2 separate regions of the Homo sapiens genome follow, and region 1 is linked to region 2. A link is a contact called in ENCODE Hi-C or POLR2A ChIA-PET data. All regions are on one chromosome and are shown on one strand. Each heading gives the region's core, a stretch centred on a gene start or an enhancer-like site at or near the end of the contact. The rest is flanking DNA. Distances are from core to core; before and after follow the strand shown. Region 1 holds the start of LINC02413 (long intergenic non-protein coding RNA 2413). Region 2 has its middle 13 kb from the start of EEA1.

What was found. Hi-C counts contacts between places; a loop is a spot of excess contacts on that map. ChIA-PET counts read pairs that join two places held with the same protein, here RNA polymerase II (POLR2A). Pooled maps may share reads with other maps.
Region 1: a pooled map shows a loop between it and region 2 (2.6-fold over the local background). The contact joins the promoter of LINC02413 here to the enhancer-like site in region 2. A Hi-C loop is called at or near these places in 4 of 168 maps with a recorded cell type or tissue (B cell, Caco-2, dorsolateral prefrontal cortex and 1 more), 13 of 37 single-sample maps with no recorded cell type and 9 of 50 pooled maps. POLR2A ChIA-PET finds 5 or more read pairs at or near these places in 13 of 52 experiments (AG04450, B cell, BJ and 10 more).

What each region holds. Positions count from the first base shown.
Region 1 is chr12:92,988,699-92,993,530 of GRCh38, forward strand. LINC02413 (long intergenic non-protein coding RNA 2413) reads left to right here and starts at 2,047. Exons shown (of 4, transcript XR_945212.3): 1 at 2,047-2,112.
Region 2 is chr12:92,939,222-92,944,432 of GRCh38, forward strand. No RefSeq gene overlaps it. Among named protein-coding and RNA genes, the nearest start is that of EEA1, 13 kb to the left of the region's middle. Within about 2 kb of position 2,075, at least 3 of the 41 ENCODE cell types and tissues checked have a DNase peak (open chromatin) inside an H3K27ac peak, as active enhancers do; they include B cell, where a contact is called at or near this core.

The DNA of each region.
Region 1 (4,832 bases), core at 797-3,296, 49 kb after region 2:
GTGTTTTCACTTAGTGAGTGCCCTTGTTTTGTCAGTTCAAGGTGGCTTGCTTAGTTACTTTATTGTAATGTTCAATGGCTAAACTTTAAACAAAAATCAATAAAGGGCAAGGAATGAGTTTGCAAAAACTATCAGCCACTTCCCTCAATTTAATTGTAAAATCAATCAAATCTGTTTTTTGGCACAGTGCAAGGAAAACATCTATTTGTCCAATAAACTGTCTCATTGATTAAATGGTTCATTTGGAAGAGATAACAAAAGTCTAAGATTTTAATCTCAAGGAAAAATGTATCTTGCAAACATGTTTTCAAGATCCTGAGATCATATTATTTTCCTTTAAGGATTTGCTTCATCCCAGGTGTTCATCTAATCCTACTTTTGCTATTTTTAATCATTATTCATCTATGTAAAATGGAAAATCTATTTAGATGCTTAAAAGTCAACGTAAGCTCACAAACCTGAATTTCAGCAACTAAAAAGGGAGAAGTAATAATGATTCAGTTCTTACTGGGAGCTACTTTATACACTATTTTATTTGGACCTCATAACAACTATATGAGAGAGAACTGTGCACTCTCTGCCAGGGGTTAGGGTTAACATAAAGCCAAAACCCAGGCAGGTCACGAAAATGAGCAAAGCAGGCCAGTTATGAGTGCTGTCACCTTACAAGGAGGTGGAAACAATGTTTCCGGATCCTGTTTCTTAAGAGAAGCCAAAAGATTTACGTAAAGTCTCCTGATTTTTTTTCAATGGTGGTAATTGATTAAAATAAATATTTCCAATACTGTATGTACTGAATAAAGAAAATTTGGGGCTGACCCTGGCCCAGCAACTGCCACTTAGCAATGTCTGGTATTGAAGTGAAAATAAGGCTCAGGGCTGGGCACGGTGGCTCATGCCTGTAATCCTAGCACTTTAGGAGGCCATGGTGGGCAGATTGCTTGAACCCAGGAGTTCCAGACTAGCCTGGGCAACATGATGAAATCCTGTCTCTACAAAAAGTACCAAAAAAAATCAGCCAAGCATGGTGGCAGGCACCTGTAGTCTCAGCTACTTGGGAGGCTGAGGTGGGAGGATTGCTTGAGTCCAGGAGGCCGAGGTTGCAGTGAGCTGAGATTACACTACTACACTTCTGCCTGGGCAACAGAGCAAGACTCTGTCTCAAAAAGAAAAGGCTCAGGAAGGTGACATCACTATGCTAATTCAAGGAGGAATGAAAGAGTGACCTCATGGGACAGTAGATCAGAGAATGTTCTACCTGGTGGCCAGCCTATTTGTGGGGAGGGGTCCCTAAGAAGAGGCTGTATGCTGGCTTGGGTTATGGAGGGCCAAAGCTCAGGGGCCTGGGGGAAGGAGAGAAGCTTAACCAAAGTTTGGCTAACAGGCATTTTGTTCTGATTGATCAGTGGTGACAAGCAGTTCAGCTAGTCATTTAGGAGGTCAAAAACAGAAGACTGGAAGATCCCTATCTAGTTTTGTCATCAGTAGACAAAGGGGCACTCATGAAACTTGTCTAAGTCATACGGGGAAGGGTGGCCCCTTGCAGTAAGTCATTTTCCAGAACGTAAAAGGGCAATGGGCTTTCTTAACCTTCAGGTAAAATTCCACTTTGTCAAAACATAAGCATGATGTAGACAAAGGTTGAGAGTGAGATCAGGCTTATTGCCCAGTCTTAAGCCATTTAAACCCAAGGTGGACTTTCCCCTCAGGAAAGAAGGGAAGGAAAGAAGCTAGGAAGGCCCTGGCTAGGTTCTGTGTGGGTTGGGGAATGTGAATCCTGATGGAGCAGCCTAAAGAAGTCAAGCAGTCCTGTAGCAGCAGCCGTGGGGGAGGTTCCTCCTGGGAGTGGAGGAGGGCGAGTGCTGCAGGTCCATCAGTGGAAATGGGAATGGACCATTAGGCGGAGAAGACTTATCGAAGCTGCGAAGTCCAAGATCAAGGTGCCAGCAGATTCTGTTCCTGGTGAAGGCTATCTTCCTGTTTTGCAGGTGGCTACCTTCTCGCTGTGTCCTCATATGGTGGAGAGTGAGACTTCATCTAAAAAGAAAAAAAAAAACCCACTCCGGACATAGTGACTGTAGCTGGGTCTTGGACTGCAAGAAGACCATCCTGGTGAGAAGATCTTGACCACAGGTGATATTCACCTTGGATAAAAAACATTCTGATAATTCAGAATGTTTGTGCAAATAAGATTTCTAACCCAGTTCTATGGAGGTATAATTTATATATGGTAAAATTCACCTCTTTAGGTATTCAGTTTATGAATTTTGAGAAATGCAATCACCAGCCACTACAGTGAAGATTCAGAACATTTCCATCACCCCAGAAAGCCTCCTAGTGACCCTTTGGAGTCAGTCCCCTCCCCTCAGCCTGAGCTCCTGGTGACCAGTGATCTGATTTCTATCCATGTACTTCTCCCTTTTCCAGAGCATCACCTGAGTGGAACCGCACAGTATTCCACCACAGTATTTTGCATCCGACTTCTTTTCCTTGGCATGTGCTTTTGAGATTCATCCTTTGCTGTTATATTATCAGTGGTTTGTTCCTTTTTGTGGAGAGTATTTTATTGTTTGGATATACCACAGTGTGTTTATTAGTTTATCGCCAGTAGATGGACATTTGTATTGTTTCCTGTTTCTGGCTGTTAGGAATAAAGTTAATATAAATATAAAAAAAAAAAAACCCAATAAAACAAGAAGCTAGAAAGTTGCTAGTTTTCAGTAGAGGGGGACAGGCTGCTGTAGAAGCTCAGGACTGCTCTGCTTTTGGCACCCAAAGGTGAGAGTGTTTTGCTGAAGGCAGCAGCTGTGAGGAGTGACAACTCCACCAAAGTCAAGGAAGCAGGTGTAGAACAGGCAGGTCATAGGTGGCAATCTGTGGTCCTAAAATACCCTGGAAAAGACCGGGAGCCCTTACAGGATTGAGAAACCAAGAGAAAATGTGGGGCAAAAAAATTCCTCAGGTTTCATTCACAGTCATCCCCACAGCCATCTTAAGTCATCAAGAAAGATTCGGAAAAGCTCCGAGAATCAGCAGATGGGGGCTAGTGCAAAATAATACTTTTTGTCTTAATTATTAGTAATCTCAATCCCTCACTCAATTCTTAGGTTGATGCCTGGGAGGTAATATTTACTACCTTGCATTTCCATAAATGGTGACCTTTTTTATATGGATGTTGGACACCAGGGAATGCTCTTAAGTTAACTGCATTTCATCAGATCCCCCTACTATTTAAATTGATCTTATTTCTATCATTTCACCTCAAGATTTATTGTTCTTATCTTACATTCTAAAGAACTGAGGGCTGTCTTTGAAGTGGATATGAAAAGTTTCACCTCAGTCTACCAATATATCATTGAAAGTTTAAAATAACAAATACAAGAACAAAAATACTCTCCACTTGTCCAAGCATCCCAGGAGGTCTCTGTATTGTTTAAATTACTTCTGAGTTTAAATTGCAATTGCTCTAGTAAATTAGCTAACATCTGCTGTCTGCCTGATGATGAAGACCACCCTACTAGAAACCAAATACACTCTTTGCTTGAGTCATTTATTTACTATCCAGGACAACACTGACTCACAGCAGTATAATATGAGCCACATTTTATTTTAAATGTTGTAATAGTAACCACATTTTAAAAAGTGGGAACAGATAAAATTAATTTAATAATACATATTTAGCTCAGTTTATCAAAAGTATAATTTCAATACATAATCAATATAAAAATTATTATTATTATTTTGAGATGGGATCTTGCTCTGGCACCCAGGCTGGAGTGCAGTGGAGCTCACTGTAACCTCAACCTCCTGGGCTCAAATGATCCTTCTGTCTCAGCCTCCTGAATAGCTGGGACCACAGGCACACATCACAATCCTGGCTAATTTTTTAATTCAACTTTTCTTTTCTTTTTTGAAATGGAATTTCACTCTTGTTGCCTAGGCTGGAGTGCAATAGCACAATCTCAGCTCACCGCAACCTCCACCCCCCGGGTTCAAGCAATTCTCCTGCCTCAGCCTCCTGAGTAGCTGGGATTACAGGCATGAGCCACCACTCCTGGCTAATTTTGTATTTTTAGTAGAGACGGGGTTTCTCCATGTTGATCAGGCTGGTCTCGAACTCCCAACCTCAGGTGATCCGCCCACCTTGGCCTCACAAAGTGCTGGGATTACAGGTGTGAGCCACCGTGCCTGGCCTTATTTAACTTTTTAATTTAATTTTTTATTAATTATTTTTTTATTTAATTATTTTATTTAGAAATTTTTATGTAGAGATGAGGTCTCACTATGTTGCCCAGACTGGTCTCTAACTCCTGACCTCAAGTGATCCTTCTGCCTCAACCTTCCAAAGTGCTGGGATCATAGGTATGAGCCACCACACTCAGCCAATACAAAAATTATTAATGAGATATTTTATATTCTTTTGTCTTCATACTAAGTCTTCAAAATTATGTGTGTATTATAATCTTATAGCACATCTCAATTTGGACCTGCTACTGAAGGAGATTAGCCACCCCAAAATATGCCACTTTGGCAAAACGATTATTTTGAGCTGAAAGCAATTATGAATTAACAGACGCTGGAAGGAGGTCTCTGCCCTCTCCTTATCTGCCTAAAATCAGAGCATAAACTTCCCTTGGTGCAGGTCCCCTCTCCAACCCTCCCCTGCCAGGAAAGGAAGAATGACTATTATCATTGGAGAGGAGGAGTCAACACTGAGATGAGTTTGCACAAACAGAACTTACTAAAATAACCTTTACCTTCCATTGGTTCTCTCATCATTTTGTAGTTACTTCCCTATGATTTACCATCCTTTGAAGCCCAAACTCTTTTCT
Region 2 (5,211 bases), core at 825-3,324:
TTTTGAAGCTGCTGAGCAAAGATTCAGAGCCTGGACCACAGTGAATTTACCAATTTAAATGAGCATCCTGAGGTCTCTTGACAGCTAGCCAGCTGGCCTCCCTACATGATATAATTAGGATGATGGGCTGCATACAATTTAGACCTACAGCACTTCTATCTCCCCTTAGAATTTGATAGAAACTCAATGATAGATGATTCCAGAGGCTAATTCTAACAATACCATTGATTAAACTCATAGATTACTTAGAATGGTCTGAACATTTAAAGTAATGCAGTAAGGACTCAAATAAATGGTTTTTGTGAAATACTAATCTGAAAATGTCTTGCTAGCATATAGATGGCAGCATAAGTAAAGAATAGAGATGGTAAAGTACTCTAAAGTATTATTACTAGTGACATTATTATTTTGTAAAAATATATTCTAGTGGCCGAGCACGGTGGCTTATGCCTGTAATCCCACCACTTTGGGAGGCCGAGGCGGGTGGATCACGAGGTCAGGAGATCGAGACCATCCTGGCTAACACGGCAAAACCTCATCTCTACTAAAAATACAAAAAATTAGCCAGGCGTGGTGGTAGGCGCCTGTAGTCCCAGCTACTCGGGAGGCTGAGGCAGGAGAATGGCGTGAACCCGGGAGGCAGAGCTTGCAGTGAGCCAAGATCGCGCCACTGCACTCCAGCATGGGCGACAGAGTGAGACACTGTATCAAAAAAAAAAAAAAAAAAAAAAAAAATATATATATATATATGTATATATATATTCTAGTGAAAGAGGTACATACACACATTCCCTCTCTCATTTACATCATTGTTTCTAAGTGATATCAAATGAAATTTAATATTAAAATTTGTAAGATAACATAAACAACACAATACACTTTTTTTTTGTTTTAGATGAAGTCTCACCCTGTAGCCCAGGCTGGAGTGCAACGGCTCAATCTTGGCTCACTGCAATGTCTTCCTCCTGGGTTCAAGCAATTCTCCTGCCTCAGCCTCCCGAGTAGCTGGGATTACAGGCGTGCACCACCACGCCCAGCTAATTTCTTCGTATTTTTGGTAGATACAGGGTTTCACCATGTTGGCCAGGATGGTCTCGAACTCCTGACCTCCTGATCTGCCCACCTCGGCTTCCCAAAGTGCTAGGATCACAGGTGTGAGTCACCGCGCCCGGCCCAATATGCCTTTTTAAAACTTTTTCAGGACAATGCTTGTTATGAGTTAATTGGCTAAAAATGGGACCCAAAAATATATTCTATTGACATATTTTGGTTAATATAAAAAATAGACATTTAGATGATGAAAAAAAGCAACAAACAAATTAACCTGAAAAGAAAATTAAAGAACAACTTGGGAAACATACAGTACTCCTCCTCTTCCTTTTCCCTAATGCCTCTTTCCTCAGGTTGTAGAGCATTGTGTGGCCTTCAGGAAAAAATATCAATTTGCTCAATTAAATTAAAATCCAGTTTGTAATGTTGTTCTGTTGACCTAAAGGGAAAAACTGAGGCAAACGGAATGTAAGTAGAGAGTTTATTTGGGCCAAGTTTGAAGACTGCAACCTAAAACATAGACTCAAAGTTCCCTGAATATGTACTCCAACTAGCAGCAATTACAAGTAGCTGGGGTTTTGTTTTATTTTATTTTATTTATGAGAAAGGGTCTTTCTCTGTCACCCAGGCTGAGTGCAGTGGCACAACCATGGCTCACTGCAGCCTGTGCCTCGTGGGCTCGAGTGATCCTCTTGACTTTTTTCTTTTTTTTTTTTTTGGTAGAGAGAGGGTCTCACTGTGTTGCTCAGGCTGGTTTTGAACTCCTGGGCTCAAGCAATCTTCCTGCCTCTGCCTCCCAAAGTACTGGGATTACAGGCACAAACCACCACACCCAGCCACAAGTAGGTTTTTAAGGGACAAGAAGAGGTGATCTTACACTGTTTACTGATATGGTTTGTCTCTGTGTCCCCACCCAAATCTCATGTTGAATTGTAATCCCTACATGTCAGAGAAGTGGCCTGGCAGGAGTGACTGGATCATGGGGGGCGGATTTCCTCCTTACTTTTCTCATAAAAGTGAGTGAGTTCTCACGAGATCTGATGGTTTAAAAGTGTGGCACTTCCCCTTTCACTCTCTCTCTCTTCCTGCTCTGCTACGGTAAGACGTGCTTTGCTTTCCCTTTGCCTTCCGCCATGATTCTAAGTTTCCTGAGGCCTCCCCAGCCATGCAGAACTGTGAGTCAATCTAACCTCTTTTTAAAATAAATTACCCAGTCTTAGGTAGTTTTTTTTTTTTTTTTTTTTTTTTTTTTGAGATGGAGTCTCGCTTCATCACCCAGGCTGCAGTGCAGTGGCACAATCTCGGCTCACTGCAACCTCCACCTCCAGGGTTCGAGTGATTCTCCTGCCTCAGCCTCCCCAGCAGCTTGGATTACAGGCATCTGCCACCACCCTGGGCTAATTTTTGTATTTTTAGTAGAGACGGGGTTTCACCATGTTGGCCAGTCTTGTCTCAAACTCCTGACCTCAAGTGATTCGCCCACCTCGGCCTCCCAAAGTGCTGGGATTATAGGCATGAGCCACCATGCCCTGCCTCAGGTAGTTCTTTATAGCAGTGTGATAATGGACTAATATATGTACCAATAATTTACATTTAAATAATATAATTTATTGATTGGCTGTACCATGTTCTTTGTATCACAAATTTCAGGAACATGAAGATAATGGGCAGTTCAGCTAGTCAGAAACAAAATGGCTTTTTTTTTCTTCAAAATAGGTGTATTTAAACAGAGACAGGGTTTCTCTATATTGCCGAGGTTGATCTCAAACTCCTGGCTTCAACTGATTCTCTTGTCTTTCCAAAATGCTGAGATTACAGGATGAACCAGCATGCCAGCCAAAATGCCTTTAAACAATTGTCCCTGACTGGGCACGGTGGCTCACACCTGTAATCCCAACACCTTGGGAGGCCAAGGCAGGAGGATCCCTCGAGCCCAGGAGTTAAAGACCAGCCGGGGCAACAAAAGCCATGATCATGCCACTGAACTTCAGCCTGGGCAACAGAGTGAGACCCTGTCTGAAAAAACAAAAAACCTGATAAAGGGCACGTTGGCTCATGCCTATAATGCGAGAACTTTGGGAGACCAAGAAAGGAAGATTGCTTGAGCACAGCCTGGGCAACATGGTGAGACCACATCTTCACACTCACACAAAAATTAGCCAGACATGGTGGCATGCACCTGTAGTCCCAGCTACTCTTGAAGCTGAGTGGGGAGAATCACTTGAGCCAGGGAGGTCGAGGCTGCAGTGAGTTGAGATCATGCCATTGTATTCCAGCCTGGGAAACAGAGCAGGACCCTGTGTCAAAACAAAAACCCAAACAAAAAACAATTACCCCTGGGCATAGATGCAAGATGGTGGGGGGTTGTAGGATGTGACTAAAGTCACATACTCATGTCTCTCTGGGCCTGGCACCTCTTGCAGACCTCACATAGCTCAGATTGCTCTGAGCTATATTTCTTTCCTCAATTCACTCAAGAAACTGCGCTATATATGTTGTTACTGCATAACATGATGGGAAGAAATGTAAAACTAATAAATAATTTAGTTTTTTTATGAGAAGTGACAAAAATCTTTAAACCCTTTCATATACTGAAGAAAAAGTCTGAAATAGCATATATCGTAATTTTAAGTAGAAAAGTTAGGGGTATTGAAACCACCTTCGCAAAAATAAACACTGAGAAAATTATGAAAGAGGTCTGACCTGACTGACTCCAGCTTGCTTACACTCTCCAAGCTGCCCTTCTTCATTCCTGGGTGCAGGCCAAACTAACTTTGGGAGGAATTTAATTTATAGTCTAACTTTGAAACAAAGATGATAACAGCAGTTTCCTGAAACAAACCTCCTTCTTGCCAGGGGGACCAGACTGCCTTTGTAAGACTAACATATTAACCACAAGATTAGAAATGATGGCTTAGGAGCCATGCAGCCAGAAGCCACAGGATTTCAACCCTCCCCAGTTGCTCCTAGGGATAATATTACTATTGTAAAACCTGAGATTGGTGCTCAAGATATTTTTTAGACCCTGCATTATGGTGCATCAGCTGGCACCTCCTGATCAATCAGCACTCTCCACTCCCTGGCCCTCTACCCACCAAACTATCCTTAAAAAAATGCAGTCTCTAAATTTTGGGGGGGACTGATTTCAGTAATAAAACTCTAGTCTTCCATTCAGCTCGCTCTGTGTGAATTAAACTCTTTCTGTATTCCAATTCCCCTGTCTTAATAAATCATCTCTGTTTGGACAGTGGGCAAGGAGAACCCACTGGGCAGTTACAGTATTATTAGGTTAATAAATATATTTGTCCAGGAGTTCGAGTCCAGCCTGGACAACATGATGAAACTCTGCCTGTACAACAAATGCCAAAAAAATTAGCTCAGCATATTGGCCCATGCCTATAGTCCTGGCTACTCGGAAGGCTGAGGTGGGAGGATTGCTTGAGCCCAGGAGGCTGAGGTTGCAGTGAGCCGTGATGGAGCAATTGCATTCCAGCCTGGACGACAGAGTGAGTCTCTGTCTCTAGAAACAAAAACAATATATATTTGTCCCTCCATATTGACAATCTTGCTAAATTTTAAATACTGTGAGGTAGAGTAGATTAAAGGGATCTATTGTACCTTTTGCTCTGAGTTAAAAAGTTGAAAACACTTGGAAAGAGCAAGCCATTTTTAAAAGCTGAAGGCATTCGGAAACACCAAGTCATTTTTCAAGCTTGCATAGTAGCTTCTGACCTCTAGTGGGAACTTGGCTTGAATAACTATGCCTACAGTGTAGAGGGAGCCATATCTACTCTTGTTTTGTTTCATTCTGTTGAATTTTTATTTTCGTGTCTTGTTTCTGTGGTTTGAAGAATAACTACTAAAATTTGGTTTAAGTGTAAATCCTCTAAAGAAATTCTTGCCAGAGCTTTTCTTTATATTTTAACTTGCTTACTCAAGCAACTTAAGCAACAGTTAACTTAGGAAGTTTTTTGTTGAGGTTTTTTTTTTTTTTTTTTTTTTTTTTTTTCCCCATGCAAAAGAGGTATCGTTTGTGTTGAAACCTGGGTTTCACTGGACAACACAATTTACCTGTGGTTGACCTGAGTTTCACTGGACAACACAGTTTACCTGTGGTTGGTTGTAAAATGTTCTGTAATTCAATAAAATAAAGATAAAATA